Regions from separate parts of the Homo sapiens genome. Here region 2 is linked to region 1. Evidence: chromatin loops called from intact Hi-C (ENCODE). Cell type or tissue: IMR-90. All regions are shown on one strand. Region 1 has its middle 170 kb from the start of NNT-AS1. Region 2 has its middle 240 kb from the start of NNT-AS1.

Region 1 (2,500 bases):
GCCTAATACTGCCCTCAGACATTTTATGTTATTTTACTCAGTTCTCACAATAGGTTTATAAAATTGATATTTTTACCCTTATTTTACAGTGGAGGAAACCAAAAGTCAGAAAAGTGAAGTCATTTGTCCAAGATAACTTTACTAACAAGTGGTTAGATATAAGAAGTGAAGTGTGAGACTATTGAAAATGTCTTTTAGCTCCTTGGAGAAATAAATCATATAAATTATAAATTATTTGAGACTTTTGAAAAAATTTTCCTACACTGTATATTGACCAACAGTGAAACTGTCAGGAAACATAGTCAATTAAGCATAGAAGGCCACATGGATGGCACAAGGTCTGCCTCCAGTCCAGACCAGCTGAATAGCCTGGCACCATGTTTATCAGTTGGTCACAAATTGCTATTAGTTAGCCTATACAAATGATATAATTGCCAACTAAGTGTCAGTAACCTTCAGTTCTTTCTAGCAATGTGAGACACCCAGGGCACAATTCATGTCATTTGTTCACTCATAATTTACCCAGATATTAAAACTAGTTCAAACTCCCTAAAAACACCGTATGTGTTTCAAGGAATCCAGGAAAACTCCATCCAACTGAAGCCTTAGTAAAATGCCTGCAACTAATCCATGGCCTATGGGTTCACTGGAAGCTACTTTAGGGGGTCAAAGCTTACACACAAGGGAAAACAAAATATGTGTGAATGCAGCTGATTCTTTCCCCCATAGCAATGCTGGAAAACTCATATAAATATACAAATACACTGAGCTGTATTGTGAAAGGAGCCATTTGTTTTACTAACACAAGTTGGTATGGTGCAAGATTTTTCTTGGCAAATATAGTAGACTACAATGGAAAAAATTATAAACAATGGAGTTTTCTGGCAATTTTTAAAAAACTGAATGAACAGCCTTTCCAAAAGGTAAAAAAAAAAAAAAAAAAGAAAGAAAAAAAAACCCTCTTTCTTTTCCTCGGTCTCCCATGAGATACTACTCACATATAATCACTTTAAAAGTCAAAGCAGATGAAGAAATATGGCTCAATGATCAGCAGAGCTTGTTAAAATGACTATTTGGTCACTAGCGAGCTACCCTGCCAAATTTCAACACAGAGAACTACGTAGGCCATGCTATTCTAGCCAGAATGAAAAGTCTGTCGAAGATGGTCGCATGCTAGAGTTCAGGAGGTGAAGAAACCACTCCTCTTCCCAGAATTCCTTTGAGTATAGTTACCGTCACAGTGACGAAGGTTTGAATACAGGCATTGCTTTCATTACTAAATGTTACTATAGAGACCAAATGTTCTTGCTTAAACACAGATTTCATAGGAAGTGTGTTGGCTGAAGGTCAAAAATATCAAAAATATAGAGGAGAAACTTCCCCAGAGATAAAGTATATGATACTAGCTTAAGAAATCTAAGCCTATAGTGGCTACACCTCTCTCCTGAGCAGACCCCACGCCAAATGGGTGAAGTCTGTCTTTAACAACCTGCACAACTCTTTTTCTACTTGATCATTCAGAATGGTTGAAAACACATATACACCCCATTCCAAATTCAGTGCCTACTCACTTCATTCTTTAATATGCTCAAAAGTACATTATATCATGCATTCATGCATATGTTAAAGATGCAAAACATTATGAATTAAATATTTTCTTAGTTTATTTCTGAAATATTTTTAACCAAGAATTTTACATACTTTTTCATATATAATTGTATAAAACTACATATAAAAGATACACAGTGGAGTTTAGGATCCAACTCCAATCCCTCCTTAACGAACTGATAATAACCCTTAATTACTGTGGCTAAAGGCCTAATTCTTACACAATTCTAGATCATCTCCTATGCCCCACACTAGGCTTATTCCACCTGGTTTGTACTGGGATGTGTCATTTTTACTTCAGAGTTTCTGCCACCAAAGTACATAGATGCTACTTAAGTACTTAATGTCTACCTAGTCTTACCCAAGTAACCAATGTTGGCAATCTATTAACAACCCGTGTGTATAATTGTATACCCTTTCCATGCTTATATATTCATATATATGTATATATACATATTTTGATACATATATAGAAGTTGGAAATTGTCTTTGATTTTCAAAAATGAGGCTATAGGTATACATATCTACAATATACACATTTTTTCTCACTTAAAAGTGTATCCTGGACGTCCTTCCCAGTATTCACTTATCTCACTCTTTCCAATGATTGTATAATAATTTATGGTAAGAATTTACTCAGCCATTCCTCTGTTTATGGGGATTTTATATAAATTCATGGTAAAAATTTAATCAACCATTCCTCTGTTTATGGGGATTTATTCCATTTTCTGTCTTTTGCCACATAAAACAATACTATCCAGTTAGAAGTAAAGCACCAATAGAAATAAATGTAAACTGCTAATAGAAATATATGTAATCTCTAATGACACATGAGGCCTGCTTCAAGTAGAACACCGAAGAGGAACTAAACGTACATACCTTCAATTGCTTT
Region 2 (2,500 bases), 70 kb before region 1:
ACATGATGAGAACAATAACAAAGAGCTACAGGGATTAACTGACACTTAATGATTTCTCCTTTTATAGGATTCCAGCCAAGTATTCAACAAGCCATGCAACTCTCAATATGACTGCTATTTCCCTCATTGTGAATAATAGCTCATTCCTAAAGGGCGGGCTGATCTTTTGCTCCCTTAAACAAATGGAAAATGCTGAATTTTTCAAAGGTCACAAAGCCAAAACTAGCAAGCTCCTGTATCAAATAAATTGATAACATTTCATAATTATGTGAATTCAGATATATTTAAGTAGAAATACCAAAACTGAAAATACTTCTATTTTATACCTTGGTGGTGAGATCATTTTAAGTTATAGAAACAATTATTAAAACCATAGGCATTTGTAACTACCTGTAAATAGGAGGTAAGGGTGCCAATAATTCAATATTCAAATGCCTCTGTGTTTGATGGTAATTATCCCTATGACCAATAACTTTTTCTGTACTTCTAAACATTGAGTTCAGAAGCAGCTGTTACTCCCACATTTCTTTACTGCACACATATTATATGCTAGATACTGGGAGTATAAACTAAGACATGTCCTTAATCTCTGAAGAAGAAGATGAAACAAATGATACAATGTGTAAGTGCTGTGAGAAGGCACACATAGTCCACCTTGGAAAAGTGACCTCTAAATCTAATTTTAAAGAATAAGTAGGAGTTCTTTGGAGCAATGTAAGAGAAAATTCATTTTGCACAAAATATATAGCATGTCCAGAAGCACAGGAGCAAGAGTAAGAAAACACAACTAGTTGGTTACAGTTGGTACTCAGGGAGCTAGTAGGGAAATAGCTCAGAACAAGACTGGAAAGATGAGCAAGTACATGACCCTGAATTTCTGGCTACTTCAGTAAGTTAAGTCCAGTACAATGTGCGCAAACTCTTCTCTGTCATTACTTAAACTTAAACAACCATTTACAAATTACTAACCCTAAATATGAAAGAGCTAATACTGGGGTCTGATGACCAACCCATGATTGAGGCATTGATAAGCATTTCTCTACTTTCCATAAGGTGGTGAGATAAGTACTGTTACTCCTATTTCACCAATGAGTAAACTGAGAGCAAAAGAAGCTAAATGACTGCCCAGATTTATACCATTAGTCATAGAACCAAGAACACACCTAATAATTCAGACTAAAAACCAAGTCCAGTGAAATTTCCACACAACACAGCTGCTTCTCAAAATAACAACTACCAACATTTGTTCTGATCTATTTATCTTATGAAGTCATTTCAAATGCATCATCTGGCTCAATACCCATAAAAACACTATAAGGAAATTTAAGGCTCAGAGATTTATTCCAAGTTTGTTCAACTGTTTAAGTGATGAATCAGGGACTCAAGACATGTGAGGATGATGATCTTTTGGTTAAGCCATGAGTCTTCTACTAACAGCCACAGATGAACATTTATGAAGGAATTGGAGTCTTTGAGGGTAAGTTGGGAATGTAGTTAAAAACCAATAAAAACTACAGGTCAAGGAAGGGCCTTGCTAATCTAGATTTTGCTCTTTACCTCTTCATCAAGCCTATTTTTATTAATTTCACTATATATCTTTGCTTCATAGAAGTTATCAGAGTTGCCATTTTACATTTATTTCAGCAGTTGTTTGATCAACATGTCTTTCCTCTATAAGACTACAAGTTCCATGAGAACAAGAAGAGATCCATTTTTGTTCATTATTGAATCTCCAGCATCTAGCACATTTATAATAGGGACTCAGTAAATATCTTTCAAATATATGAAAAATTCCCCAATCCAGTGACTTTTGCAATCATCACCTGGAGAATTTGATTATATTGACTTTCTCTTTCTTGAAACCCTTTTTAGCATGAGCCCCAATAACATCCTCCTCATTTTAAAATAAATAAATATATATATTTATATATATATATAATATATTTAGGGCTATAAATGCAGTTGTGTTATGTGGATATATTGCATACTGCAGAAATCTCTTGGCTTTTAGTATTGTCCTTATTTTTCCTATTCCTTTCCATTGCTCATTCTTGGTGCTTCATGATTCCTCCCCTCAAAACTACCCATGAATGTTGTTCCCTAAATACAATCCTCACTTCTCTTTTCTTCCTACTTTATTTACTCTCCCTGAGTAATCTCACATACAACCAATAGTTCACCCACTATTAATCCCATTGGCTTTTAAATCTATCATCCAAGACCTCTTGCCTGACATCCTGATTCATATTTCCAAATATCTACTAGGCTATCTCACACACAATATGTTCCAAACTTAACCCACCATCTTGCTACCAAGCCTGTTTTCATGTATGCCTATGTTGATGAATACCAGTTGCCTAAGCCAGAAATTTTGGAATACACAACTACTATCTTGCTTATTCTCATCCTCATATCCAATTATTCTTTCAAGTTCTATATGTTCTTCCTCCTGGATATTCCTGTAATTTTTGCCATTCTTTCCATTCCTACGGTCACTATG

The links. Peaks named below come from ENCODE experiments on the same cell type or tissue, not always from the same donor. Only the 100,000 strongest peaks of a DNase experiment are listed, where the experiment ranks them.
Region 2: a loop joins it to region 1, with 9 times the contacts of the local background. A loop is called at or near these places in 3 of 110 quality-filtered maps.

Annotation. Positions count from the first base shown.
Region 1 is chr5:43,768,431-43,770,930 of GRCh38, reverse strand. No RefSeq gene overlaps it. Among named protein-coding and RNA genes, the nearest start is that of NNT-AS1, 170 kb to the right of the region's middle. In IMR-90, no CTCF peak of the experiment used is centred here; a DNase peak (open chromatin) is centred at 1,210; H3K27ac peaks cover 1,395 bases.
Region 2 is chr5:43,838,205-43,840,704 of GRCh38, reverse strand. No RefSeq gene overlaps it. Among named protein-coding and RNA genes, the nearest start is that of NNT-AS1, 240 kb to the right of the region's middle. In IMR-90, no CTCF peak of the experiment used is centred here; a DNase peak (open chromatin) is centred at 1,314; H3K27ac peaks cover 826 bases.